Regions from separate parts of the Homo sapiens genome. Here region 1 is linked to region 2. The links are chromatin loops, found by intact Hi-C in ENCODE. Cell type or tissue: endothelial cell of umbilical vein. All regions are shown on one strand. Links, peaks and the distances in the headings refer to the core of each region. The heading gives the core; the rest is flanking DNA. Region 1 holds the start of ZMYM4-AS1 (ZMYM4 antisense RNA 1). Region 2 overlaps ZMYM4 (zinc finger MYM-type containing 4).

Region 1 (15,557 bases), core at 4,884-12,883, 54 kb before region 2:
TGCAGAAGTACACCGGAAGCACATCATGGGCCAGAAAGTTGCAGATTACATGCACTACTTAATGAAAGAAGATGAAGATGCTTACAAGAAACAGTTCTCTCAATACATAAAGAACAGCGTAACTCCAGACATGATGGAGGAGATGTATAAGAAAGCTCATGCTGCTATACGAGAGAATCCAGTCTATGAAAAGAAGCCCAAGAAACAAAAAAGAAGAGGTGGAACCATCCCAAAATATCCCTTGCTCAGAAGAAAGATCAGGTAACTCAAAAGAAGGCAAACTCCCTCAGAGCTCAGGAGCAGGCTGCTGAGAGCTAAACCAAACAATTTTCTATGAGGATTTTTCAGATAAAGACAATAAACTGATGGATAGCAACAACAACAACAAAAAACAGAAATCAAAAAAACAAAAAACAAAAATGTGCAGGAGGAATATGTTAGAATATTTCACAATATTTATTTATATGATAGTTGAATTCCTTAGTTGGTGGTTATACCTTGAAATGATTCTTGGATATAGCATAGAATTATCAGTATACTGCTAAAGCAATGACTAAGAGGGACAAAGAATGGCGGTTGACTTTACCTCGAAGTATGAAATTTGCTTTCATTATAAAACAAATATTGTTCTTAAATTACTTAAAATAACTTTATTCTCCTTGTGCAAAATCTAAGTCTATTTGCATTTTACTGATCACAGTCTCTATTACACAAAGATTTTCCTCCTGAACTCACTGCTCTTTATTAGAGCTTTCTTGTAAGCATACTACAAAGCTGTAATATTCTCAATCTTAAAAAAAATTCTTATAAAAAACCACAAGTAAATAGGCTGGGTACAGTGACTTGCACCTATAATTCCAGCATTTTGGGAGGCTGAGGTGGGAGGATCGCTTGAGTCCAGGAGTTCAAGACCAGACTGGGCAACAGAGCAAGACCTTGTCTCTACTAATAATTTAAAAATTAGCGCGCACGCGCGCGCGCACACACACACACACACACACACACACACACACACACACAGCCAAAGTCCAAAAAACAAAAACCAGACTGGGCAACAGAGCAAGACCTTGTCTCTACTAATAATTTAAAAATTAGCGCACACACACACACACACACACACACACACACACACACAGCCAAAGTCCTAAAAACAAAAACCTCTATTAAGGGCCTCTGAATAGTTATCTCTGTTCCTTCAGTTCCTCTGAAGAATTATTTTATACTAGGATTCTCAGGTTATCTCCTCTCAATCTCTATTGGGATCACTCCACTCTGACTTGTACACTCATTTTCCCACTGATGTAGCTGTTCTCAAGTTAGAAGTTAAGTTCTCAGTCTTCATTTTATCAGTCATCTCAGCAGCATTCATTATGGTTCAGGCACTCCCTCCTATTTTCTTCGTTAGCTTCTATGACACCAGTCTCCTCATTTTTCTCCTACTCTATTAGCTGTTCCTTCTTAGTGTCTTTTTCTGACTCCTTCATTTTGACCAGATTTCTAAATACTGAAGTATGTCAGGACTCTCAGCTGTCTTCCATCTGTAGTAAATAAACTCACTGGGTGATCTTACCTAGTTTCATGAATTTTAAGTACCATCTCTTCATTGATGAGTCCCAAATTTATGTCTCATTTCTTGGCCAGTCTTCTCTTAACTACAGGCTAATATATCCAACTGTCTTCTTGATATTTCCATTTGAAGATTTAAGAAGGATTTCAAAATCTACCATCCCAAAACCAAATTATTCATTCTCCCTCTTTCAGTGTGGTCCTCCCTTAGTGTTCCTATCTCAGGAAATGACACCCTGTTGTGTTATTCTTGACTCCTTTCATACCCCGCATCTCATATACGTATCAGGCAATGCCTCTACCTTCAAAATATATCCACATCTGACTACTGTTCTTCACATCCACCATTATTATTACCTTGGGTTTAACTACCAGTTTTTCCTTGGGTTATTGTAGCTTCCTAAGTGGTCCTAAGTGATCTTCCTGCTTCCATTCTTCTTCTGCTCCGTATAACATTGAACACTTCATAGTACACAGAAGCTATATGTAGAATGTATGATCCTTGTAAAACATAAATTATGTTAATTTGTCTGTAGAGTCTTCTAACGACTTCCTTTTACACTTACATACATTGCAGTTTTTTCCTGTTGCTTGCAATTTCCTAATAGATCCATTCTGTTTATTTCTCTTTTCTCATTTTTTAATCACTCTTCCTCTCATACATGCAATTCCAGCCATACCATCCTTGCTTTTCCTCACATACGCCAAGCATACTCACAGTGTCTAAAAGCCAGAAATCTTCCATGAGAAATTTGTGCTTTCAGGTGTTTCAGCTGCTGAGATCGTAGTGTTCTGTTTTGTTCTCTTGATATAAGCTCTGAGAAACAGAAACTGTTTCTTTTATTTGGTTATATGGATCACAAGGATGAGAAGAATTCTGATTCAGTTAAGTAATGTAACTAGTACTTACATTTTAATTGCATAAGATTTTATGCAGCCTACAGATTTATTGTGTAAGTACCAAAATTGCTAATTCACATCAGTTGCTTTGTTAGAAATTGACATCTCTGAGGCCAGGTGCAGTGGCTCATGCAGTCCCAGAACTTTGGGAGGCCAAGACAGGAAGAGTGCTTGAGCCCAGGAGTTTGAGACCAGCCTGGGCAATGTGGTGAAACTCCCATCTCCACAAAAAATTAAAAAAAAATTAGCTGGATGTGGTGACATACATCTGTGGTCTCAGCTATTTGGGAGGCTGAGATGGGAGGATCACCTGAGCCCAGGAGGCTGAGACTGCAATGAGCCGTGGTCATGCCACTGCACTCCAGCCTGGGTGACAGCAAGATTCTGTCTCAAAAAAAGAAAGAAAGAAAAAAAAGAAATTGACATCTCTGAGAAAACTGTAAATCTCCAGTGCATTTCAAAGATTTAAAAATTTTTTTTCACTTAACAGATCTTGGGAATTCATAAAGCTGCCTCATTCTCTTTAACAGCTATATAATATTCCATTAGAGGTATGTACTATAATTAAGTTAGCCTCACTGATGAACACATACGCTGTTTTCAGTCTTTTTCTGCTATAAATATTCTTTTTCATCACTCTCTTGTGAGATTATATCTGCAGGATGAATTTGTAAAAGTTGAATTGTTGGGCTGGGCGTGGTGTCAAACGCCTGTAATCCCAGCACTTTGGGAGGCCAAGGCGGGTGGATCACCTGAGGTCAGGAGTTTTGAGACCAGCCTGGCCAACATGGTGAAACCTTGTCTCTACTAAAAATACAAAAATTAGCCGGGTGTGGTGGCAGGTGCCTGTAATCCCAGCTACTCAGGAGGCTGAGGCAGGAGAATCGCTTGAACCTGGGAGGCAGAGGTTGCAGTGAGCCAGGATGGCACCACTGCATTCGAGCCTGGGCGACAGAGTGAAACTTTGTCTTTAAAAAAAAAAAAAAAAAAAAAAAAAAAAAGTTGAATTGTTGGGTCAAGAGTTCTGTGTATTCAAAGTATCAAAAACATTGCCTAATTGCTCTTTATTAGTTTTGTACCAGTTTGCATTCCTACCAGCAGTATTTGACTGCAGGGGTTGGCAAATGTTTTTCTGTTAAGGGCCAGATGGTAAATATTTTGGACTTTGCAGCCTACATATGGTCTCTTTCAAAAACTTTTCTTTGTATATATTTTAGTCTTGGGCCATAGTTTCCTAATTTTGGCCTATAATATAGCTGCAAGACTTTATTTTTTATTTTTATTTATTTTTTATTTTTGAGACAGAGTCTAACTGTCGCCCAGGCTGGAGTGCAGTGGCGCAATCTCGGCTCACTGCAAGCTTCGCCTTCCAGGTTCACGCCATTCTCCTGCGTCAGCCTCCCGAGTAGCTGGGACTACAGGTGCCCGTCACCACGCCTGGCTTCTTTTTTTTTTTTTTTTTTTTTTTTTTTAAGTAGAGACAGGGTTTCACTGTGTTAGCCAGGATGGTCTCAATCTCCTGACCTCATGATCCGCCCACCTTGGCCTCCCAAAGTGCTGGGATTACAGGCGTGAGCCACCGCACCCAGCCATCTGCAAGACTTTTATCAAAACTTTTTGTCATTACCAACCTGCTGTGTGAACGTGATATCTCGTTTTATTAGTTTGCATTTCTCTTGTTGAACCTTAGTATTTTGCTCTCTCTGAAATATTTGTTTGAGCCCTTTGCTTTTATATGTGTATTTGGTTATTTGTCTGTATCTTTACTGAACTATAGGTCCTATCTTTATCTTTTAAGGAAATTACCCTTTGTGATATGAAATAAAACCTTTTAAATCAGTTTATCTTTTTATCTTTTTGATTTGGTTTGTGTTTTCTCATCTCTAGCCATTTTTAAAGTCACATTTGATCTTTTATATTTTTATTTATAACTTGATCTTTTATTCTGGATTTTTTTGGTCATTATTAGAAAGGCTTGTCTCTGCGACTCAAAAATAATTCTTCCATAGTTTCTTTAATATTACTAAAATAATTCTTCCGTAGTTTATTTAATATTACTGTTTTATTTCTTTATGCCTAAAACTTAGATACATCTGTAAAATTTTTTGATGTGAGTTAGGGATCTCATTTTTCCATATGACTACCCTTTTCTTCAAATACTATATCCTGAATTTAAATGTAATGATAAGGGGCTGGGTGCAGTGGCTCATGTCTGTAATCCCAGCAGTTTGGCAGGCTGAGGTGGGCGGATTGCTTGAGCTCAGGAGTTCAAGACCAAACTGGGTCTCTACAAAAAATACAAAGATTAGCCAGATGTGGCGGCATGCGCCTGTTATCTCAGCCACTTGAGAGGCTGAGGTAGGAGGATTGCTTGAGTCCTGGAGGCGGAGGTTGTAATAAGCTGAGATCATGCCACTGCACGCCAGCCTGGGTGACAGAGCCAGATCCTGTCTCAAAAAATGAACCAACTAACTAAATAAATAAGTAAATGTAGTGATATGGAAAGTTGCTTACAATATTACTTCTTAGTATTGACTTCTCATGCACTATAGAACTCATTGTTCTGACTACATAAAACACCTAATTTTTCATTTATGAAAAATTACAGAGCACATGCTATGTGGTCAGCTACTAATGATGAAACGTTGAGATGGCTCACCTGTAAGTTCTTCAGCATACATCTCCTAAGATTTTAGCATCTGTTTTACTATCTGTTGTCTCAATTGATTATTTTAGAAAGTATAGACAATTTTTCCAATTATATTATTGCCTCTACGTTTATTAGCAAACGTTCTTATGATAGAAACAAGCTTTTATCTCCTTCCCTTTGACATTATGGACTCAAATCATTATTTACCCTCATACTGTTTCTAATTTTCTGTTTATTTTTTCTAGCTCTGTGAGGAGGAAGAGTCATAGCTATCTCTTTCATCATTTTATCCCTAGAACCTAGTGCAATACCTACCACAGAGTGGTTTCCTAATAAATATGTACTGAATGAATGAATACTTCAAGCAGTGGGGAGCTATTGAAGAATCTCAAGGGAGGATGTAATGTGAAATGATTTATATTTTGGAAAGGTAATTCTGATGTCATTATGGAAGAGAGCAACTTGAGCAAAGCTCAGAAAAAAAAAAGAAAGAAACAGGGGGTTGCCCTGTCACATCACCCAGGCTGGAGTGCAGTGGCACAATTATAGCTTGCTGCAGCCTCAAACTCTTGGGTTCAAGTGATCCTCCTTCCTCAGCCTCCTGAGTAGCTAGGACTGCATGTGTGTACCACTACACCTGGCTGATTAAAACAAAATTTTTTTTTGTAGAGATGGGCTTTTGCTATGTTGCCCAGGCTGGTCTTGAACTCCTGGCCTCAAACAATCCTCTGGCCTCAGCCTCCCAAAGTGCTAAGATTATAGGTGTGAGCCACTGTGCCTGGTCCAGGAAAGCTTTCCTTTGGGTTCTGTATCAGTTGGGACCTGATTACAGATAATCCAACTCAAATCAACTTAACAAAAGGAATTTATTGGATTCCATAATCCAGAGAAGGGTTGAAGAACCAGCCACATGAAGGATGTAACTGGGCTTCAGGAACAAATAAGAGCAAGGATGCCAGTGCCACTAATATTTTTAGTCTTCGCCTCACTCTATTTTTATCAGTTCCAGTTTGTTTGCTGATGTATCAATTAAATGTGGTTTAGGCATAGAGTTTATAAGGGTATGGTTGCTTCCTGAGTATCCATGTGGACTGAATTAGTATACCTTTGAAGGTATTGTAGAATCCAGGAGGAGACGTGGAGTATTAGAACTAGGTGCTAAGTGGAAAAGATGGATTTGAGAGAGATAAGTAATAAAGTTGACAGAATTTGTCCAGGGGGAAATCTTGAGCAACTGCTGGTTTGGTGAATCTGTTAACCATCTGAGGGAAATATAAGAAGCATATGCTTGGAATGGGAGGGAACATGATGAGTTTTGATTTTAGAGATGCTAAGTTGGAGAACGTGTAGGAGCTAGTTGAATATAGACATCCGAAATCTTATAAGAAAGGTCTAAGCTTAAGTGCTTAGGAAGTCAGTAGCAAAGGTAAGTGTTATGGAGGTGAACAAAATAGCTCAGTCTGAGTGTAAAAGTAAAGAGAACAGGAATCTTGCAGAAAAGCTAACATTGAAGCCATGTGAACAGAAGAAGAGTATAAAATAAATTATAAGGCAATTAAGGAAAGTAAGAAATAAGAGTACCAAAGAATCCAAAGGAATTTTATCCATGAGGGATATGCCATTTAGGAATTGAAAAAAGTCAATTTGCTTTGACCATTAGGAGATCATTGATGATGTTAATGAGAAAAGTTCCAGTGGAAAGTTGGGAGCTGATTGTATTAAGCTCAAAGGGTTAATGATAGAGATGAAGTAGAAGCAAACTAGGTAGAATTTTTTTCCTACAAGTTTGTGAAGGGAAGATGAATGAGGGCATTGTAGGGTTAGGGCATGAATGAGGGCATTGCTTTGTTTTGTTTTGGAATGGGAGAGATTAGTATATATTAGTAGTTTTAAACAGTAAATAGTCTTTTATTCTAGGTTGGATAAAATTTATTTTTATGTGTAAGTATTAACTGCCGTCAGTGTTTATTAGTGTTAGTGCAGAGAAAATGGGACTCAGACCAAAGACCTGAGTGCTAATCTCAGTTTTCCCTGAATAATCGCCATAATAATTATAATTACCATTTTATATTCCCTTCTATTTGTCAGTCATTGTGTTAGTAGGTCTTTTGTACATACTATCACTAATCCTCACCACAAATTTATCTCCAAGGTGAGTATTATGCTGTTGTATAGATAGACTCTGAGAGTTTACTTTTTAGGATTACATAGATTTTCAGGATCATGCTTTGATTTCAACACAGATATGTCTGATTCTGAAGTTGGTGCTCTTTTCTCTATATCACGTAGCTTTCTTTTCTAACCTAAAGTAGTTTCTCAAGTTTTGGCTCCTTGTTTCCTTAACTGTCAGATAGGAATAGTTATATCTGTCACACCTATATCAAAGTGTTAAATGAATACTATGGTAATATCTGTATTTTGTTTGAAAAAATATTTATTTGGTTAAATACCAGACTGACCTTATCATTGTGGTCATCTTTAGCACTATCATTTGTCTAAACAGTATTTTACTTTTTAAGGTGGTGGTATCATGGATACAGAAATGTCTGAAGATATAGACCACAACTTAACTCCTACCCTTGACAGCATGTCTTATGGAATGCCGAATCAAACAGGATCTGAAAATTCATTGCTGGATGAAGATGATTATTTTTTGAACTCTGGGGATCTTGCAGGAATTCCAGTCGTTGGTAGTGACAATGAGGATGAACAGGATTTTAGTTCAAAGGACAATCTTGTTTCTTCAATTCATACTGATGATAGCTTGGAAGTAGAGAGAAGAGTCACACAGCATGAATCAGACAATGAAAATGAAATACAAATTCAAAATAAGTTAAAAAAAGACTTTCCTAAACAATTTGATCAGGTTTCTGTCTTTAAATCAATACGGAAAGATTTTAGTCTAGTAAGAGAAAACAGCAAAGAGACATTTTCTGGAAAGGAGAAAAATAGAGACCTAACTTATGAACGTGAAAAACGGTTGGATAAACCCCATAAAGATTTGGATTCAAGGTTGAAAAGCAGTTTTTTTGATAAAGCAGGTAATAATTGTTGGACTTAGAACCATAAAACACAATTAAAAATTACCGATCATAATATATAGCTTTTATTACTTTTGATGTTAAGTGAAGTATGAACGGTTAAATTCATTGTAAGCTTGTCATTTTTCTTTTGTCCTTGTTCTTTGCAGAGTGACTGAATTTCTCCCAGTAACTTTTGGTAATGGTATAAATGGTTGAAAATAGCTCTAAACCTCATTTCTCCCTCCCCTGGTTGCAATGTTTTGATGAGAAAGGCAAGATACTTGAATCACCTGTTCATTTTCTTTGGTTGAACATTGGAACCTGAAGTTGGATTTAACTTCTTTGTGCTGTAAGCACTAATTCAAACTGCTGTCTCACCACTTAGTCCAAATTAGGGAGTTATTTTATTTTTTTAATTTTAATTTAATTTTTTGTTTATTAACTCTCACCTCTATCTGAAAGGGAGTTTTTTTTTAATAAAAAAAACCCAAACATTTCTAATTTATGTTTTAGAAGTTTCTTGAGGTTCCTCCTGAGCCTCTTTGCCCAGTGTACCCTATACTTTAGCTTTAGTTAACATTCTTGAATATATCACATATTTCCTTCTATGCCTTCCTTTCCTCCTGCTATTCCATTTGCCTGCATGTCATTTTCTCTCTGTATATTTGCTTGTGAAAGTACTTCTTATCCAACAATGCCTAACTCATAAACCTCTTCTACTCTGTCATCATTCTAACTGCTCTACATCAAGAATGGTTTCCTTATCTATATTTCCACAGCATTTTCATGCCTCATTATTTATAGTACTTATCACACAGTATTATAGTTCTATATTTGTTTTACCTTACCTACTAGTGTAGGAGTTGAGGGCCAGATTGTATCTTACTCATCTTTGTATTCTTGGGGCCTAACCTGGTGTAGTAAAATAGTAATTCTTCAATAAATGTTCAATAGCTGTGAAGGAAAGCAAGTATTCTATACCAGTCCTTGTATTTCTTCTAACAATGCTAGGAAATGTATGGTAGAAAGAACAAACCAGTATTGTTAAAAAGACAGCTTTTGAGTATGTACAAGTCTGTGCAAGGATATACTATATTTTTCTCTATAATTCAGTATATATTTCCAATATCCCTTCTTGGGGTATGAGAGTCATGTTTCTCAAGGAACATAATGTCTAGTAGTAGAATGGACAAGACAAGTCAGGCCGTAGAAGTGCCAATGTCCAGCTGAATAGCGTAAGATTTAATTTACAGTTAAAGACAGTGGTAGAAGAGTTTGTCATAAGGCAGTTCAAAAAGATGTCTTTCAAATAACTGAAACTGTGTTTTAGGGATTCTTAGAAGAGAGATGATTTTTAACTTAGTGAACAGGGAAGGTTTTATAGAGGAGAGGTGAATTTTTAACTGAGCTGAGTCTGGAAAACTGTATAAAGATTAGGATAGACAGAGGGGACTTGGAATAGAATAAGTAGAAATGGGGGAGAACAAATGCAAGCAATTTTCAGAGCAAAAATAATTTTTTTTTTTTTTTTTTTAGGTTTGAGCAAGGAAAAAATGTAGGGTAAGGCTAAAAGCTAGGTGGGGCCAGATTGTGCAGAACTTTGAGTGAAAATACCTTTTGGGTGTTTTTGGGACCCAGTTCACTCTAACGAGCATCTTTGTTGGAAAAGAGAGGTGATTATCAAATGATAGCTTTTTAGGTCACTCTTTGTAAGATTTGTTATTCATATACATGTGTTTGTTTGTTTTTTTTTTCCTTTCAATAGCTAATCAAGTTGAAGAAACATTACATACCCATTTACCACAAACCCCAGAAACAAACTTTAGGGTAAGTTTTCAGTGTGTATGTAGATTGCTGTAACTGTGACAAGTGTCAAAGTTTTCTTTATGTCAGTTTCTAAATTCTAACAATGTATTAGGTAGAGCACTGATTTTTTTTTTTTAATTTGCTTAATATTTGTTTAAGGTCATCATCGGAGACATTCTAAAAAGCCTCAAATCTTAGGGTCTTTATTTGTATTTGGTATTTGGACATATAACACAATTACTTTTAGGCGTAGGCATAAGATCCAAAAGCTAATGAATGTCCATAGAGTTCTTCATTTCCAATGAGCTTTTCTTTGGGTGTTAAACCTGAAGAGGAATCATTTTAAAATCTGAATATTTATTAATCCTTTATATTGTGTTTTAGGATTCCAGCTACCCATTTGCCAATAAAGAATCCATTGGTTCGGAACTGGGGAATTCCTTTGCATCAAATATTAGAATTAAAGAAGAACCTTTGGATGATGAGTATGACAAAGCAATGGCACCACAGCAGGGACTACTAGACAAAATAAAAGATGAACCTGACAATGCTCAAGTAAACATTTCACCTTTTTTCCCCCCTTCTTTTTGTTCCACACATTGAATTATTCATTTGAGAGAGGAAGTGCTTAAGAAGTGAAATAGTTTGTTGACAGGGTGAAAGGAAACTCTTAAAGAAGGTTGAGGCGATTTGAATTACCATATAAGGCATTAACGAGCTATATGAAACTTTTCCTGAGTAGTAATTAAGGCTTTTAATCATCTTTGTTTCTTAATACCACTGTGATTTTTGCAATGCATTTTAGCGCAAGGCTTTGAGAACTATACAGCAGATATGGTTGAAGATTTATGGTAGTTTATAAGTTTGTGGTGCAATCAAGTTTATGTAGGATAGTAAGCCTTTTGCAGTTAATGCTAATGAAGTACAGGCTATATATGGATTTAAATATTTTTCAGGAGGGGTTAATGGACAGATCATCTTTGGAAGGGTTAATTGATTGAAGAACCAGTTCATTGGATTAGTGGATAGAAGGTAAAGGAGGCTTTGATGAATGATACATGATTCCAAGTTTGAGATCTGTGAGTAATAAGAGTGAAGGTAGAGCTCTGCTATTTCAAGGTTGCTCTGGAGATAAAATCATAGAGATCTTAAAACTGTGAGGTCCTGAAGTCAGCTAAGCTATCCATGCAGTTAATGATGTTGCTGTTGTTGGAATAGAAGAAAAAAGTTATATCAGATGCTGCAATCATTTTGAAGTGCAAGAAGGGGTCCAAGGGACGAATATGCAATAGCAGCAATTATTTGAGGGTATCTGTGTTTTGTAAAGATGGTATGAATTGGCTCTTTTTCTGAAATGACATTTAATCTGGGGGAAGCTTATATTTTCCTATCTTTCTGTTTATATTAGAAGGTTTGAGACTGTCAGACTTCTGTGGAAGTGCTTTCTTTTTCTTTTCTTTCTTTTTGTTTTTTCTCTTTTTTTTTTGAGACAAGGTCTTGCTCTCTTGCCCAGGCTGGAATGCAGTGGTGCAATCACTGCTCACTGCAGCCTCAACCTCCCAGGCTCAAGTGAACCTCCCAGCTCAGCCTCTTGAGTAGCTGGGACCACAGGCGTGTACCACCACACTGGCGAATTAAAAAAAGATTTGTAGAGGGGCCAGACGTGATGGCTCACGCCTGTCATCCCAGCACTTGGCAGGCTGAAGCCAGCAGATCACTTGAGGTCAGGAGTTCCAGACCACCCTGGCCAACCTGGTGAAATCCCATCTCTACTAAAAATACAAAAAATTAGCCAGGCATGGTGGCGGGTGCCTGTAATTCCAGCTACTTCGGAGGCTGAGGGAGGAGAATCACTTGAACCAGGAGGTGGAGGTTGCAGTGAACTGAGATTGTGCCACTGCCCTCCGGCTTGGATGACAGAGTGAGACTTTTTTTTTGGTAAAGTAAGTTGCACAAGCTTGTCTCTAACTTCTGTGCTCAAGCGATCCTCCTGCTATGGCCTTCCAAAGTGTTGGGTTTACAGACGTGAGCCACCGTGCCTGGTCAAGTGCATTTTTCATTTAGATGTTTTTGGACAGGATTTCTCAAACTCCACAGCATTGACATTTTGGACCAGATAATTCTTTGTTGTGAAGAAATGTCCTGTGCATTGCAGGACATTTAGTAAGCATTTGTGGCCTCTACCTACTACATGCCAGTAGCAGCCTCCTCCCTTGCCAATTTTAACAAAAAATGATCTATTGAGAACCATTGTATTAGAGTAAGCAGATGGAAGAATAGGAGATTGCAGAGGTTGGTGATTCATGTGAGTCACTGAGTCAAATTGATGCTCAGTTAGCATGAATTCCATGACGTTCAGTGGAAGTTGGATGTGTTAGGGTAGTGATAAAGCTATAGGAGTTGGATGGATATGAGTATACTTGCTACAAAGAAGAAAGTAGAAGGAATATAAATAGATTTTTCTGTTCTATTTAAATAGAAGGTAAATAAAAGCATGTTTATAGAAGCAGGTAATGGAGATCTTAGATATCTGAATTAGGGATAAATAGATGTCCCAACACCTGGGGAAAGTTCATGTGGCAGTATATGCTTCAGAAGACTACAGCCATGTCTATATGAAGGGCAGATCTTGTATCTCTTCTCCTGCCCCAATGTGGGCATGCTGGCAGGGTACCAAAATCATCTCTTTCTTTTGTACTTGAACCATGTGACACTTCCTTGGGACAAAAAGGCACTTAGAGCATAAACCAAATACAATAGGGGTAGAGAACACTGAGAAGGTTATTAGTATTGTTGTTTTCAGAACAATCAGAGGTTCCAGTGGCTGGAGAATATAAATAGGATGGAACAGATAGAAACACTTAAATTTTTATATACTTATTCAGAATTATAAAATGTGTTATCAAATACTGAATATGAATATGAAGTTTCATCATGATTATGGGAAGAACTTCCCCAAAGGCTTACTCCCTGATTGATTGGACTTGAGAATTAAGCAGTAATGTGAGTAGGTCCTGGGCATAAGATCCAAAAGCATTCTTTACCCTGACCCCACAATAAGGGACTTGTAGTATGTGAGTGGATAGAGCTAGGTTTTCCCTGAGGAGTCCTTTTTGTTGTCAGCAATACCAGTCCTATAGGATCAGACCTTTGATAATTCTTCTAGAAATCCCCCAGAGCAGCTCTCATGTTATAAACTAGATATGTGATTCTTTCCTTCTTTTCTTTTTCTTGTCTTTTCCACACCCGTCTCCACCTTCCCTCCTTCTTTTAGAAGAGTATTGCCTTTCAAAATTGCATAATTTATTACTTTTATTCATTTCCCATGGACTGGAAAAGAGAACTCTAGTGTATTATATTATTAGTCTCAAAAAAGTACTATTAGCCTCTCATAAAATACTGATAGATTTTACAGTTGTGGTCAGTGTTTACTTTTGACCATCAGTTACCAGTAACTTCTTTCATGGTTCAATAAAATCATAGCTTTAGTTTATGGCACCTTTTCAAAACTTCCTTTGGCTTTTCTTTGTGCTTAATTTAGGTAGTTTTGCTTTTAGCTCACTTCCTAATTCTCTTTTTTACACAATTCATTTTGGTCCTAATTTCTTTACTTTACTATATAAACAAGGTGCTGAAATGTGTGTGTATGTATTTAACTTCCTCTACCCATTTGCTCTTGGTTATTTCTTCAGTTATGATATTCTGGATTTGCCAGTCATTGTCCGTCCTCCTGCCTCTATTACTGGCATAATGTCATTGGGTCTCACAGTTTCATTTCTTCATTCTAATTCTATTGCATGTTTCTATAATGTTTTCTGTAGTATTTTTACAGTTACAGATGCTTTTACACGTACTGTGTTGCTTAATTCGCCTAACAACCCTGTATAAGATGGCCAGAGTAGAGGATGTTAACATTTATAGGTGAGAGAGCTGAGAGATATAGAGATTTAGTTACTCAAGCCCTCATGGCCAGGAAGGAGCCAATCTGGGGTCATAATCAAAGTCTTTTTTTTTTTTTTTTTTTTTTTTAGTCTACCAATCTTTCTGTAAATAAAAGTTGTTTAATTTTAAAAATACCAAGGGAAGGTTTCAAAATAGATACTTTAAAGAGAGCCAGAGACCTCATTTTCCTCTTTTGCCTTTTCCATAGGGTCTAAAAACTGTACATTCAGTAAATACTACATTAAAGTCATGATTTCTTTTTCTTCTTGTTCATAATAATAGAGGACGAGCTAATGTGTAGTCTCTCATTGAAAGAACTCAATTAAAATGGGAAAGCAAATGAACTAATTGTCATAATAGTCATTCACACAGTTTTGGAAAGAAAATGTAGTAATTCAAATGTTGGGGCTCTTTTAGCCATATTGAGTTAATTTGGCAATAGAAACTGTGTTATTCATTTCTAAAATACTTTCATGGGATATTAATATTGATCTTCATTTGTAGTAAACTAAGAAGGTAAAGGTATTGGTAAAGGAATTTTTTTGTGTTTTGGCATGTGTTTTTCTGCTTCTGAAAGCTTTTGGGTTACCAATTAGATATTTACTTCTCAGAAAATATTTATTAGTATTTGGCTACTCATTGATTTGTTTATCAAATACTTGTAAAATTAGTGATCATGGGAGGATCCAAACATAAACCAAACATGATTGTGCCTTGAAGGCATTGTGGACCATACAAACAGTACTTAAGATGTATACTATTTTACTATATTACATAAATAATACGTACTCAAGGCTAAAGGAATCCAGCAGAAGTTTGCAATAGCCATCACAGAGACTAAGAGAGCTGACTGCAGACCGTTAATGTATGCCAATGAGTATTGGTTGTTTCTGGAGTTTTCTGAGATTAAAATAAAAATATTTAAGGAAATTTTCTTTAATACACTATATAATGAAGGAATGTCATGATTAGTCGATGTTAGAAAATCTTTTAATACATATATTTCATCAGCAGGTCAAATAAGGGTATCTGTAATAGTCACTTTATTAGATGCCAAAAGACATCTCATGTAATTCAGACATTTCTTAGAATAGATTTTTTCTTGATCATAGTAAGGAACTACTACTTCAGATCAGTAACAGTTATTGAAGTTGAAGTAAAATGATGGAAATCTTCTGTTAATATTACTAAAAGAATACAAGTTGCGGATGTCATCGTTATTATTTAACTCTTGTTGGATTTTTACTTCAATCCATGTTAAAGAAATTAGAAGAAAAAATAATGGAAAAAGGGAAATAAAATTATCACTTGCTATTAAGAATATTTATGAAAGAATTAATAGAATTCATGAAAATTTAGTGGAGTACCTAGTTGAATTATACCAATACTTCTATAAATAAACTTCCCAGTTAGATGATATAATGAAAAAGATACACTATTCCCAGCAGCAACTAAAAAGTACTTATATCAAATACAACTTGAAATAATGAAGAGACCATCTTTTTAAATGTAAGAAATATGTAGATGTCAGTTATTTTTAAATTAAGATTTAAGGCCAGGTGCGGTGGCTCACGCCTGTAATCCTAACACTTTGGGAGGCCAAGCGGGGGGCGAATCACTTGAGGTCAGGAGTTCAAGACCAGCCTGGCCAACATGGTGAAACCCTGTCT
Region 2 (15,557 bases), core at 2,432-10,431:
AAGAAAGAAAAGAAAAAGTTGAATAGCTTTCTTTTTTGCAAATATGCTCAGAGCCTTTAATGTACCATTAAGCACTGTGAATTCTTCAGAGACAAATATAGTATCTTGTGTTTTCTGAATATCAAATCTTAGAAACCCAGTGTTCTCCAGCTCTCACATAAGACTAGTATTTTGTGGACTCTACTTTGGGAAGCCTTTTTGTGTATCCTCAGATTGGAATTCTTTACCTATCTACCTGTTTAACTCTTCCTCACCTTTTAAGGTCTAGCTCCAGTATCACGTTTCCCAGAATCTAACCTGACTCTTCCCTGTTGGATAGCCCTCATTTGCTTTCACAGAATGCCATTTAAAGAAAGCCTCTATCATAGCACGTATTGCACCATATGCACTGGTCTTTATTTCCCTAACTGAAGTAGACTTGAGATCAGAATCTGTCTTTAATCCATATACCCACTAGTCTGCACCGCAGTGCCTGGAGCACAGTAGTGTTCAATGTTTATTCAGTTAATCAATGCTACTATGTTTGTTAAAAGTTAATGTTTCAGATGTTTTCTACCTTTCCACAGTCCGCTCTATCAAGCTGAAGGAAGACATTCTGTCCTGCACTTTTGCTGAGTTGAGTTTGGGCTTATGCCAGTTTATCCAAGAGGTGCGGAGACCAAATGGTGAAAAATATGATCCAGACAGTATCTTATACTTGTGCCTTGGAATTCAACAGGTATCAAGTTAAACATATGGATTCTTCAACCTAGCAAATCCATTGACCAGAATATGTCCCCACAGAAATTACATGCACATGTACACACCCAGATATATACTGGTATTTTCATTGGAACATTGTTTTTAACAACAAATTGGAAACCGCTCAAGTGTTAATCAAGCTTTGTGGATCAGTCAACTATAATATGTCCATACTGTGGAATACTGTAAAATATTTACAAAGGAATGGCTTGCTTCTGTATTTATTGACCTAGGAAATTCTTAGAGGCATATATTTTAAAAAGTAACCTGCAGGGCCAGGTGTGGTGGCTCACACCTGTATTCCTAGCACTTTGGGAGGCTGAGATGGGAGTATCACTTGAGGCCAGTGATGCAAGACCAGCCTGGGCAACATAGGGAGACACTATCTCTACAAAAAATAAAAAATTAGCCAGGTATGGTGGTGTATGCCTCCACTCCCAGCTACTCAGGAGACGGAGGCAGGAGGATCACCTCAGCCCAGGAGTTTAAGGCTGCAGTAAGCCATTGGAGCTCCAGCCTAGGTGGCAGAGTGAGAACCTGTCTGAGGAAAAACAAAAAAAAAGTAACTTGCAGAATTATATATATAGTGTGATTGTTATGGGAAAATATGCATAACATAAAATTTACCATTTTAAAGTTTGCAATTCAGTAGGACTAATAAGTACATTCTTAATGTGCAGTCATCACCACTGTCTATTCTGTAGCTTTATGACTCCAAAGGGAAACCTCAAACCCAGTTAGTAGTCACTCCCCATTACTCCCTCCACCCATCCCTGGCAACCATAAATCTGCTTTCTGTCTCTCTGGACTTGCCTATTCTGGATATTTTGTATCAGTGGATTCACACACTATGTGGCCTTTTGTGTCTGGTTTCTTTCCCTTAGCATTATGTTTTCAAGGTTTATCCATGTTTTAGCATGAATCAATATAGCATTCCTTTTTATGGCTGAATAATATTCTATCATATGGATATACCACATGTTGTTTATCCATTCATCCACTGATGGACATTTGAGGTTCTGCCTTTTGGTGATTGTGAATACGCTGCTGTGAACATTCATGTACAGGTTTTTGTTTGAACACCTATTTTCAATTCTTTTGCCATATATGCTTAGGAGTGGAATTGCTGAGTCTTGTAACTATGACTGAGTTGTTGAGGAACTACTGAACTGTTTTCCAAAGTGGCAGCACCATTTTACATTTCCAACAGCAGTGTATGAAGATTCCAGTATCTCCACATTCTTGCTAACATTTGTTAATTTCTGTCTTTTTTTTTTTTAAACAACCATCCTGGTGGGTATGAAATGATATCTCATTGTGTTTTTAATTTGCATTTTCCTAATGACATTGGGAATCTTTTTGTGTACTTTTTGACCATGTGTATACCTTCTTTGGAGAAATGTCTATTTAAGTCCTGTCTTAGTCTGTATTGCCATAGGGGAGTACCTGAGGCTGGGTAATTTATAAAGAAATTCTTGGCTGGGTGCGGTGGCTCACACCTGTAATCCCAGCACTTTGGGAGGCCGAGGCAGGCAGATCACGAGGTCAGGAGTTCGAGACCAGCCTGGCCAACATGGTGAAACCCTGTCTCTACTAAGAATACAAAAATTAGCTGGGCGTGGTGGCACATGCCTGTAGTCCCAGCTACTCGGAAGGCTAAGGCAGGAGAATCGCTTGAACCCAGGAGGCAGAGTTTGCAGTGAGCCAAGATCGCGCCCCTGCACTTCAGCCTGGGTGACAGAACAAGACTCTGTCTCAAAAAAAAAAAAAAAAATTCTCATGCAGAATCATGGCTTATGGTTCTGCAGTACAAGAAACATGGCTCCAGCATCTGCTTCTGGTGAGCGCTTCAGGAAGCTTCCAATCACGGCATCATATGATCATGGCAGAAGGTGAAGGGGGAGCAGGCGTCTCATGGCAAGAGAGTGAGGACGAAGTACCAGGCTCTTTTTAACAATCAGATCTCTCAGTAACTAATAGAGGGAGAACTTCATTACTAGGAGAATAGCATCAAGCCAGTCATGAGAGATCAGGGCCCCACTGCCAACATTAAGGATCAAATCTCCACGAGGTTTGGAAGGCACAAGTATCTAAACTATATCAAGTCCTTTGCCTAATTTTTAATTGAATTGTCTTTTTGTCATTGTGTTGTAGAAACTATATATATTCTAGATATTAAACTTTTATCAGATATGTGATTTGCAAATATCTTCTCCCATTCTCTGGATTTTCTTTTCACTCTCTTGGTGTAGTGTACTTTGAATGACAAATATATATTTATTTATTTATTTATCTGTTTATTAATTAATTTATTTATTTATTTTGAGATGGAGTCTCGCTCTGTCGCCCAGGCTGGAGTGCAGTGACACCATCTGGGCTCACTGCAAGCTGCGCATCCCAGGTTCACGCCATTTTCCTGCGTCAGCCTCCCGAGTAGCTGGGACTACAGGCGCCTGCCACCACACCTGGCTCATTTTTTTTTTTTTTTCCAGTAGAGACGGGGTTTCACAGTATTAGCCAGGATGGTTTGGATCTCCCACCTCGTGATCCGCCCACCTCGGCCTCCCAATGTGCTGGCTTTACTGGCATGAGCCACTGTGCCCGGCCAAATTTTTTTTATTTTAATGAAGTTCAGTTTCTTTTTTGTTCTTCCTTTTCTTTTCCTTTCTCTTTTCTTTTTATTGCCTGTGCTCCTGGTGTTATATCTAGGAATCTACTGCCACATTCAAGGGCATGAAGATTTAATCCTCTTTTCTTCAGAGAGTTTTATGATTTTAGCTCTTATATTTAGGTCGTTCATTTATTTTGAGTTAATTTTTGTATCTGGTATGAGCTAGGTCTACCTTCATTCTTTTGTATGTGGTTATCCAGTTCTCTCAGCACCATTTGTTGAAGAGACTGTTCTTTACCCATTGTATGGGCTTGATACCATTGTAGAAAATCTTTTGACCAAATATAGATGGGTTTAATTTGGACTCTCAGTTATAATCCATTTTTCTTTTTTCTTTTTTTTTTTTTTTTGAGATGGAGTCTTGATCTTGGCTCACTGCAAGCTCCGCCTCCCGGGTTCACGCCATTCTCCTGCCTCAGCCTCCCGAGTAGCTGGGATTACAGGCGCCCGCCACTATGCCCGGCTAATTTTTTTTGTATTTTTAGTAGAGATAGGGTTTCACTGTGTTAGCCAGGATGGTCTCGATCTCATGACCTTGTGATCCGCCTGCCTCGGCCTCCCAAAGTGCTGGGATTACAGGCGTGAGCCACTGTGCCCGGCCCTAATCCATTTTTCTATAGATGGCTATTTTTAGGGCAGTACACAGTTTTGCAACTTACATTATAGCTTTGTATTAAGTTTTGAAATCAGGAAATGTGGTTCCTCAAAATTCTTTGGGCTCTTCAAGGTCCTTTGAAATTCTATGTCAATTTTAGAATGGGTTTTTCCATTTCTGCAGAAAAAGGTCATTGGATTTTGATATGATTGCAGTGAATCTATAAATTGATTTGGAGAATATTGCCATTTTAACATCATTAAATCTTCTGATCTGTGACTACAGGATGTCTTTCTGTTTATTTAGTTGTTCTTTAATTTTTGCTTTCAGCAGTTTTTTGTGGTTTTAAGTGTGTAAGTCTTACAACATTTTGGTTACATTTCTTCTCAAGTATTTTATTCTTTTTGATGCTTTGGTAAACATGGGACTTTTGTTTGTTTGTTTGTTTTTTTGAGACGGAGTCTCACTCTGTCGCCCAGGCTGGAGTGCAGTGGCACAATCTCAGCTCACTGCAAGCTCCGCCTCCTGGGTTCAACGCCATTCTCCTGCCTCAGCCTCCGAAGTAGCTGGGACTACAGGCGCCCGCCACCGCGCCCAGCTAATTTTTTTTTTTTTTGTATTTTTAGTAGAGACAGGGTTTCACCGTGGTCTCGATCTCCTGACCTTGTGATCCGCCCGCCTTAGCCTCCCAAAGTGCTGGGATTACAGGCATGAGCCACCGCACCTGGCGGGACTTTCTTAATTTCCTGTTTGGATTGTTCATTGCTAGCTTGAAATACAGCTGATTTTTGTGTATTGCTTATATGCTGCAACTTGGCTGGATTCACTTATTAGCTCTAATAATTCATTTTTCTGTGTATTCTCTAAGATTTTCTATATATAGGATTCTGTCACCTGCAACTAGAGATAATTTTACTTCTTCCTTTCCTATTTGAATGCGTTATATTTATTTTTCTTGCCTGGCTGCTCTGCTAGGATTCGCGGTACAGTGTTGACGAAGAATGGCAAGGATAGGCATTCTTGTCTTGTTCCTGGTTAAGGGGGAAGAGACTTTTTTTAAACATGTATGTTGCGTTATATGTACTGATATATTTCTGTAACTGTACAAAACTCACTTCTGCATAATGGAATTTCTTAAAGATTGGAAATATTTTTGCATATGAATAGTAGTTGACTTTGTGTGATGAGTTTGAATGAGTTTGAATAGTCTACTTTTTCTTTATTTTGAACTTTTTCAATAACGAAGATATATTTTTAAGCTTGAAAGTGACTATATTAAAAGAAGAAAAAGAGGAATACTGTTGAACAACAAACTGTAATCTGCCAATAAGTTCATAAATTGCCTTTGAGGAGGCCTCATAAAAATGCCTATTGAAGTGGTAATTTTTGTTAGCCAGAATAAATTTAAATGGAAATAATTTTCTCCAAATCATACATAGAAATGCAAGAAACCAAGATAGCCACAGAAATATAAATTAAAAATACTAAACCTTAAAAACACCAAAATACTTTTATCACGTAATTACATGCTGCCTTGGATTCCGTTACTACTCATGGTGTGTCCCTGTCTCAATTGATTTTATCTGACCTGCGCCGTCAGTACTTTTTAAAAGAGACAGGGTCTTGCTCTGTTACCCAGGCTGAAGTGCAGTGATATGATCATAGCTTGCTGCAGTCTCAAACTCCCAGGTTCAAACAACCCTCCTGCCTCAGACTCCCAAGCAGTTAGGACTACAGGCATGCACCACCACCCCTGGCTATTTGTTTTTAAATTTTTTGTAGAGATGGGTCTCACTGTGTTGCCCAGGTTAGTCTTGCACTATTGACCTCAAGTGATCCTCTCACCTTGGCCTCCCAAAGCACTGGGATTACCATTCCTGGCTCAATACATTTTTAAACTATAGGTATTCTTTTTGTTCTAGCCTATGATATGGTTGTTAATGGTTATAATTAACATAGTTCAATGTCCTATAATTAGACTTGAACTTTTTTGAGGGCTAGGTTGTGGGGCAGAGTTGAGAGCTGTAGTTAGAAGGCTCCAAATAAATAGTTTTTAAATTTGGGTTTCCTCAGGTCAACTGACATTAGCTAACTGTGTGATTGCAAGAAATGATCTTGTATCTAGGGTAAAAAACAAAAGAGCACATCTGCAGATACACATTATGAATCAGGAAAAACATGATTTGGAACGTGTGCATTGGAACCAAGTTTTAGTATGTCAGTTTTAGGAACTAAGTAAAGGGTTCTTCATAATACTTCTTCTGTACCATCCGTGTTTGAAAACGAAGTACAAAAACTTTACCTTGCAAGGTCAGTGCTGAAGATAATGTGTTAATAAGAACAGGAGCTTTAGCTTGAATTCTAGTGTTTTAACAACTATCTCTAAGGTACTGAGAGGTTAAACATGGTTTATAATATTGTAAGGGCAAAAATTAAGGGTAAACTGTATTTCTTACAATAATTTTTTAAGAACTCATGTTTTCTTTTTATCAACATGTATATTTTCTTTTTTTTTTCTTGTAGTACCTGTTTGAAAATGGTAGAATAGATAACATTTTTACTGAGCCCTATTCCAGATTTATGATTGAACTTACCAAACTCTTGAAAATATGGGAACCTACAATACTTCCTAATGGTAGGGTGATTTTTTTTTTATTGTTTTCATGATATGCTTTCTTAAATTGCTTAACTTTTTTGGTTATCTTTAAAAAAATTGTTCATTTTTATTTCTGTCCAGATTTATACCATATTTGGACTTCTGAGGAGACGGTCTTTGGTTTATTGTTGATTGTTTTAGGAAAACTGTACAAGTCATATAGCACATGTATAGATACTGATTGCAGAAAATATAAACTAATTTGAAGTTACATTTACCTTTTTAGAAACCATTTTTGATCTGGTAGCATTGGTGTAGCTTTCACATATCATATCTGCTAACAGTGGACCTTTTTTGGTAGTTTGTATGTATACTGAACTGTTGTTAAGAGAGTTAAGTCCTCGTCCTTGAATTATCTTTGACCAGATGTCATCAGACAAGTCCATAATTCACTCCAGGTCTCAGGCTGAGGTGAATGAAGAGGTTCAATGTTATGCTTAGTAATATATGCACCTTTCTGTTGGGCTGCAGAGCACCTTTAACAGTAAGCTTAATGATCTCCAACAGGAGTTTGCAAACTATGGTCCATGGGCCAAATCTGGCCTGCTCCCTGTTTTGCAATCTATGAGCTAAAAATTGTTTTTACATTTTTAAATAGTTGGGGAAATTTTTTTAAGAATTCCTATTTCATCATGTGAAAATTATATTAAATTCATGGCTGGGTGTGGTGGCTCACACCTGTGGTCCCAGGTGTGACTTTGGAAGGCTGAGGCAGGAGGATCACTTGAGCCCAGGAGTTCAAGATCAGCCTGGGCAACAAGGTGAAACTCTGTCTCTACAAAAAATAAAAAAAATTAGCTGGGCATGGTGGTGGTGCCTTGTAGTCCCAGCTACTCAGGAGGATGAGGTGGGAGAAGCACCTGAGCCCAGGAGTTTGAGGCTGCAGTGAGCCCTGATCGTGCCACTGCACTCCAGCCTGGGTGACAGAGTAAGACCCTGTCTCAAAAAAAAGAAAAGAAAATTATATGACTATAAATAAATTTTACTGGCATATAGCTCTGCCTGTTTATGTGTTCTCTACAGCTCCTTAGTTTCTACAGCAACAGCGTTGTTCAGAGCCTATATGGCCTACACATCCCAAAATATTTACTTTCTGGCCCTTTATAAAGACAGCTTAACCCCTAATCTAAAATATCAATAGATTAAAACGGTTTCAGGAGACTCCACGAACGGTGTCTACTTGAGTGGAATCATCTGCCTTTTTCTTTGTGGTGCGTTTTCTGGTTTTCTGCATAAGGAAGAGGGGAAAGAGGAATAGTCAGTTTTTCTCTTTATATCTCCCTGTCTTAGAATTTGAGAGATTACTTAGTCTACTTTAGCAGGAGCTCAGTACTGTTTCTTGTACCCCTTCTTCTGTCTAGGTTACATGTTCTCTCGCATTGAGGAAGAGCATTTGTGGGAGTGCAAACAGCTGGGCGCTTACTCACCAATCGTCCTTTTAAACACCCTCCTTTTCTTCAATACCAAATACTTCCAACTAAAGAATGTTACTGAGCACTTGAAGCTTTCCTTTGCCCATGTGATGAGACGGACCAGGACTCTGAAGTACAGTACCAAGATGACATATCTGAGGTTCTTCCCACCTTTACAGAAGCAGGAGTCAGAACCAGGTACGGGATACTGTTTGTCAGATTTCTCTTTGAAGTCTTAGTAGTAGTACTAAAATAGAGAGTTACTGCAGAAAGGTAATTATAAATGCTAGACGTGAAAGAGTGTACCTTTAACATTTGAATATTTTTCTCTATTGTCAGAGAGTGGTCAAAGGCTGGCCTCAAAGTGAGAGGAATCACGTGCTTCAATATACTTTCATTGGCTTTTAAATTAGAAATTTTGATTTAATTGGGCAGAGCTCAAATAGCCTGCATTTTAAAACTTCTCAGGAAATTAAAAAATACAAACAGGGTTGAGAATCACTAATTTACTAGCCCCAGATGAGTCAATCACTAGTTAAACGAAACCTGCAGAACTTTTAGTCCATTGTTTCTAAATCTTTTTTTGACCAGAGCCCCTCTTTTTAGTTAACATTGTGAAATTCTGAAGGAACTTAAAAGCTGACCTACAATATACTGCTTTTGTACACAATAGAATAATAGCAGTGACAATTTTATTAGAAGGTTTATTGTCTTGCATTTCAAAAACAGCCTATTAAATAAGTTTGTTTTTAATGTTCAGAAACTTAATCTTGGTATTATAGGATTAGAAATTAAATTTATTATTTTTTGAATAGAATCATAAGTCCTGAACTTCCCAAAATCAGTTTCTGAGAGTGAAATACATTTTTTGAATGTGAGAATTTAAATCACTGAAACTAAAATCTGTATTTGTGATGTTCAACTTTGTATAAACTTTTTTCTGAATTGTTCATTTACTAAGATTATCTTTTTCACCTAATGTCTGTGTCCTGTTTGCTTAGTTTTATATATATGTAACCCACTTTGTGCTCTCAATTGATTTTTATTTATTTATTTATTTATTTTGAGATGAAGTCTCACTCTGTCACCCAGGTTGGAGTGCAGTGGTGTGATCTCAGCTCACTGCAGACTTCGCCTCCCAGGTTCAAGCAATTCTCCTGCCTCAGCCTCCCAAGTAGCTGGGACTACAGGCATGTGCTACCACGCCTGGCTAATTTTTGTATTTTTAATAGAGACGGGGTTTCACCATATTGGGCAAGCTGGTCTCGAACTCCTGACCTCAGGTGATCCACCCGCCTCGGCCTCTCAAAGTGCTGGGATTACAGGCGTGAGCCACCATGCCTGGCCTCAGTTGGTATTAACTGGGGGAGGGAAAGGCAGGTGGATAATGTTTCCCTGTTTGCTGATTGGGTGCTTGACATGATTAGTAGTGAATTCAGCTTGCTTTCTAAGTGAGTAACTAGCAAAGTCTTTCTATTTAGCTAGCTGCTAAATGGAAAATGGGTGAGTTTTGTTAAAGTAATAATGCAGGAAGCTGGGGAAAGTCCTATACCGGTTGTTAAGAGCAGATATAGGCTGAGTGCAATGGCTCATGCTTGTAATCCCAATATTTTGGGAGGCTCATGCGGGAGGATTGCTTGACCCCAGGAGTTTGAGGCTGTAGTGAGCTGTGATGGAGTCACTGCACTCTAGCCTGGGCAACAGAGTGAGACCCTGTCTCCCAAAAAAAAAAAAAAAAGAAAGAAAACCTTTTTTCCTTAGGTCCATCTAGTGTTCTCTTGAGGAGTGAATGGAAAAAGTGGGAAAGAAATAGCCCACTTTCCGTATCTTCACCCTGACTTCCTTATATAATGCTTGGCCTCTGCAAAATACTGTTGGGGAAAAATGGTTTGTTCTTTTCTTACCAAATAGTAACTCTGCTGATAATTTCTCTTCCCAACAAAGATGCCATTTCTCACAATATTCGAACAAATAAACTTGAGCAGATGCCCAGTACTAGTGCCCCACAGTAGAAATATTCTCATAGAGATGACAGCTTCTGCTGAGTTCAGTGGCTTGTACCTGTAGTCCCAGCTACTCCAAAGGCTGTGGCAAGAGGATCACTTGAACCCAGGAGTTCAAGGCTGCGGAGATTCAAGGCTGCTGTGATCACACCATCATGCTCCAGGCTGGGCAACAGAGTGAGACCCTGTCTCTTAAAAGAGAGATGGCGACCGGGCACGGTGGTTCATGCCTGTAATCCCAGCACTTTGGGAGGCCGAGGTGGGCTGATCACCTGAGGTCAGGAGTTCGAGACCAGACTGGCCAACATGGTGAAAACCTGTCTCTACTAAAAATACAAAAAAATTAGCTGGGCATGGTGGCAGGCGCCTGTAATCCCAGCTACTTGGGAGGCTGAGGCAGGAGAATCCTTGAACCTGGGTGGAGGCTGCAGTGAGCGGAGATTTCGCCGTTGCACTCCGTCCTGGGCAAGAAGAGCAAAGTTCCGTCTCAAAAAAAAAAAAAGAGATGGCAACTTCTGTCTTGATCTCTACTGTAGGAGAAAAACATGTGGAACCCTTCTTTCTGCTTTATCTTGATATGTCTCAGGAACCCTGTGCCTAATGAAGTTTATTAATAAAGTCAGGCTCAGAATAGAGACGTTTTCCAGTGCCAGTGCCATACTTTTTGTCATGGTGCCCCCACTTTGGTGAGCAGGGGAGCATAAAATTCATGGGATAGGGACTTTGTTTAATGCCATAGAATCCAGCACTTAAAATAATGTCTGGCACCTTCATAGGCACTCAGTATTTGTTGAATGAGTGTGAGTGAGTGAAAGGGAGGAAATGACAAAGTTCTGGCTGCGAAGCAAAGCTCATTGGTGTCTTGAGACTCAAAGAATAGACTTTTCTAATATAATCCTTTGATTATTATTTCCTGTCTCAAGATAAACTGACTGTTGGCAAGAGGAAACGAAATGAAGATGATGAGGTTCCAGTGGGGGTGGAGATGGCAGAGAATACTGACAATCCACTAAGATGCCCAGTCCGACTTTATGAGTTTTACCTGTCAAAATGGTAATCTTTCTCTGAACTGAATGTAGTGCACTCAGAAGGCAGTTAACATATTTTGGATTTCAGATGCTTGAACATCAGAAAAGTAGCTTGCCCGTGGCTTTAGACAAGGATTTACCATGAATTTTTTCCCCATTGTCATATCTATGTGGATTTTGAACCACAAAACAAATTACCTTGTCTTCATAATTATTTTATGAAAATGTCTTCAAAAGCAAGAATCACTGCTATTGTTTGATCTTTACAACTGTTGTACAACCTTTATGTGATACCTAATCTGTAGTTATTTTGTTATTTGTATAGAAAAGAAATTTTGTTTTGCTAAAGCTATAATAGAAAAACAATTTTTAAGGAATTGAAATTTTCTAAGTAGTCCTTTTCTTAGAGGAACTTTATGATTTTAGAGTTGTAACACTTTTTTTTCTGAAAGAAATGTAATAGCTTCATTTGCCCTTTGATAATGTGTATTGAGTGCCCTTGGAGTTCATTCCAGGATATTGGGCACTTCCAATATGTGGTGCTTGGCCATAGTGTCACATGTGAGTTGACTTTTTTGTTGCTCTTAATAATGTTTGAAGTACTAAAGTTTATGATTTACACTTTGTCTTATATTAACTTTATACTCACTTCCAATCCATTGTGATTTCAGTTGATTCCTGGGAGGAAATATTCCTGTAAACTATTTATCTCTGTGGGTACCTTGCTTTCCCCATTGTGAGTCACAGTGGAGAAAGGTTGAGAGCCATATTAGGTTGGTGCAAAAATAATTGCAGTTTTTGCCCTTACTTTTAATTACTTTTAATGGCAAAAACCTCAGTTTACTTAAGAATAGTACATATTTCCTATACTCTCTGATTTCTAATTTTCTTTTTTCTCTTTTTTTTTTTCCCCTGTGGATAGTTCTGAAAGTGTGAAGCAAAGGAATGATGTGTTTTACCTTCAACCTGAGCGCTCCTGTGTCCCGAATAGCCCCATGTGGTACTCCACATTCCCGATAGACCCTGGAACCCTGGACACCATGTTAACACGTATTCTCATGGTGAGGGAGGTACATGAAGAACTTGCCAAAGCCAAATCTGAAGACTCTGATGTTGAATTATCAGATTAAAACGGAAGTGAGGTTCTTATTTTCATACATATTGGTATGCACCAAACTGTGAATGCATCCAGCTGTTGGAAAATGATGTATAAGTCTAAGTCCTCTTGACTTGACCATAAGATCATGGAAAACAGATGACTTGTGAACCCCACAGTGTGGATGTGCAAATGAAAATTGAAGGAAAGAATATGAACTGAGAAATGTTCTTTGGCAGTGATATAGTTCTTAGACATCTTCAGAATGACTAATTTCTCCGAGTGGTGCATAATCTTATTTTGTTTGGGAGTAACAAATCGTGGAATATTTTTAAGGAAAACTGTTGTATAAAACTTTACCATAGTAACCTTAGACCTTAGAGAGGTAGCTTTGGAGTGAAACTTTGGCTGCAATAGGCTACTTTGGCAAGCCCTCCGTAAAAGTCAGAGGAGAGATCAGTACAGAGCTAAGAGTGACATCAAATGAGGACTGTGGGACCCAGATTTGAAGACCCAATAAAAATACTCAACTTTTTAAAAAAGATAGTGAAGTGGTCTTGATTGATTTTGATTTTCACTGCCAAGCCAATCATGTGAAGGACAGAAGCTTTTGCCATGGGCCCCTCACATCAGGGAAAATGACCTTCACTGCTGTTAACAGTAATGTGTCCCTTTCATTTTCTGGATCAAGCCTTCTCAGCGGTGGGTCTGGATGTGGGTAAACTAAGGTAAAGGGGATGATATTCCACAAACTAATTATGCACACAGAAAATCTGTGGAGCCTATCAGACCCCAAGTGTCTTGAAATGTTTGTAGAAACCCACTAAAATGCCCCTTCTCTGGGTGTGGGCCCTTATTGCAGCTGTCTCACAGCCTGAGCTGTGGTACAGAGAAATGGGGGTTCTCCTTTTATTTTCATTTTTTTTCCCCAATGGCAGCTTTTCTCCCGTTGTTTTACCTTCCTATTTCCCAAACAGTTCCTCTTATTTTGTCTTTTGCACCAGTTTCTGGAGGCCCTTGTCATTTCAAAAAGGATAGTCTCTTTTCTTACTCTGGCAAACCTGTGAGTGATTCCACAAAGATACAGTATTACTTAGCTATCTGAATTATGATAGAAAAGGTCCTAGTTAGGTTCCTATATAAAGCATTTGGAAGATGACCTTGTTGCCCTTGAAACTTGAAAATAGGGATTCTGGGGTGAGGATACAAAGACATTGTCTTGCATATCCATAAGCAGGTCTTAGAGCATTATTCCAAACTCTAGCTGTTTCAGTAGTTCTATGAGGATTGCAAGTCATAGGTGTGTGTGGCATATCAGTCCATCTCCCTCATCTCCATTCTCAGTTTCTTCCCCACAAAATTTGGAATCAAAGCTTTTATGACGTTTGCCAATTGCAGAACTTCTTCAGCTAAGGTTAATTTGACGCTATGATAAAACTGAGAGATGTCAAAAAGCCTCTTAGAAATTTTAATCTTGAAAGACTTTTCAGGGTATCTCATTTTTTAGGTGGGGGTGGCAGGTGTATTTCTTTTTTAACAAATAAAAGGCATTTAAGTAAAACTAAAATGAAAAAAGTAGGCCTTCTGACATTGTGTACTTGGTGGTTCTGTCCCTCTGCCTGTAACAAATCTCATTTTTGTTACCAAGAACTGTATGAAAGAAGTAAATCCACCCCGATTCTGTATGATTAATTCCATCTGTGTTTGTCATTTCTGACTGGAAAACTTCTTACTCCATACCTTGTTCGATATGGAGGACAAATAATTGGATTGTCTGATAAGTCTGCCAATAAACTATCCAGAAATAGCAAGTGTAATAGTCCCCACTATACGAATTTTATGGTTTGTATAAACACTAACATTTTCCCCTTCTGTAGTTGTATGAAAAAACAAATATTGTTAGCATAGTAGATAAATTGTTATGAAATACCAGAAAAAAAAATCTGTATCTTTTACTGAGAACACCCAATACCCAGATAAATGACTGTATCAGGATTTCATTTGCATGTTAGTCCACAGAGTTGCCCAGAACCCTAAATTTATTCATAAGAGAAAATATTGATTAATTATTGGTCATTCCTCATAAGTGTAGCTGTTGATGTGTGCGTCTGATTATTGCTTTTTTAATTTTATGAAAATTGTGTAAAATTACATTTTTTTTCCAGGGGAGAAAAAAACATCAAACAAAAACATCTAAATCATCCTTTTTGTTCTTTTTCAGTTTTTAACCACTTTTAGGTTTTCCCCTTACAGAAACCACAGAAATATTCCCTTAGAATAAAATAGTATATTTGTATTTGATGGGTGAGTTCTTCTTCTTTACGTCTTAAAAGAATTTGAAATCTCTTTTTCTGATTGACCTTATTGGTATGACCCAGCAATTAGTAAAATTACAAAGAAAGAGAGCAGTTTCCGAGAAAGAAATTTTTTTTATGTAGTCCAGTCAACATATTTTTTCATTGCAAGTTCTTTTATTTCCTTTTTTCCATCAAAAGACTTGTTCCCATTTTTAGCTAATTTACTGACTATATTCAAAGTCCCAACAGGTAGAAATATCAGAGATCATTTATACATATCATTTCAGGCAAACTTTTTTGAGATTTACAAAGCCTACATCAGTTCAACTTTAATGAAATTGTAAGACTAGAATAAAGGATATGTTCATTCTTAAGTATAAATACATGTTTAAAACAGGAATGTAAGACTAAATAGCATTTTCCTTCGACTTCAGAGTTGTCTTGGTATTATGCAGCTGTACTTTCAAATTCCGTATCGACTTTCTACCTACCTGCCTTGTGGCAATCCTAAATTTATAAAACAGGTTTTCCCAAAAGATCTAATGTAAAATGAATTTCTATTAATGAATTCAGAATTTAATTTTCCAAAGAAGTCTCCTAGGGTATTGAGTTGAAGTTTTAGGAAAGAAGCAATCATACCCTGAACTCCTCTAGACTAGCACTTGTCTGTTACACTGTGCTATCATCATTGAAGAGAATAGTGATTGAGAGGCAATGCTATGTAGTGGAGAGATCATAGGCGTCGAAGCCTAGTGTTTCTACTTACTGGTTGTATAACTTTAGGTAAATTACTTAACCTCAGGCCAGGCACGGTGGCTCACACTTGTAATCCCAGCACTTTGGGAGGTCGAGGCAGGAGGATCATGAGGTCAGGAGATCGAGACCATCCTAGCTAACATGGTGAAACCCTGTCTCTACTAAAAATACAAAAGTTAGCCGGGCGTGGTGGCGGGCGCCTGTAGTCCCAGCTACTCGGGAGGCTGAGGCAGGAGAATGGCGTGAACCCGGGAGGCGGAGCTTACAGTGAGCCGAGATCGTGCCACTGCACTCCAGCCTGG

What was found. Hi-C counts contacts between places; a loop is a spot of excess contacts. Peaks named below come from ENCODE experiments on the same cell type or tissue, not always from the same donor. Only the 100,000 strongest peaks of a DNase experiment are listed, where the experiment ranks them.
Region 1: a loop joins it to region 2, with 5 times the contacts of the local background. A loop is called at or near these places in 1 of 110 quality-filtered maps.

The regions. Positions count from the first base shown.
Region 1 is chr1:35,351,290-35,366,846 of GRCh38, forward strand. It overlaps ZMYM4 (zinc finger MYM-type containing 4), which reads left to right. Exons shown (of 30, transcript NM_005095.3): 3 at 7,636-8,157; 4 at 9,905-9,966; 5 at 10,330-10,500. ZMYM4-AS1 (ZMYM4 antisense RNA 1) reads right to left here and starts at 14,788. Exons shown (of 2, transcript NR_046659.1): 1 at 14,677-14,788; 2 at 7,533-7,879. It also overlaps the pseudogene RPL5P4. RefSeq lists an enhancer at 10,344-10,845. In endothelial cell of umbilical vein, for the core only: no CTCF peak of the experiment used is centred there; no DNase peak of the experiment used is centred there; H3K27ac peaks cover 201 bases.
Region 2 is chr1:35,407,442-35,422,998 of GRCh38, forward strand. It overlaps ZMYM4 (zinc finger MYM-type containing 4), which reads left to right. Exons shown (of 30, transcript NM_005095.3): 26 at 567-718; 27 at 6,531-6,642; 28 at 8,025-8,273; 29 at 11,002-11,131; 30 at 12,029-14,617. The coding sequence ends at 12,236. Among named protein-coding and RNA genes, the nearest start is that of ZMYM4-AS1, 49 kb to the left of the region's middle. In endothelial cell of umbilical vein, for the core only: no CTCF peak of the experiment used is centred there; no DNase peak of the experiment used is centred there.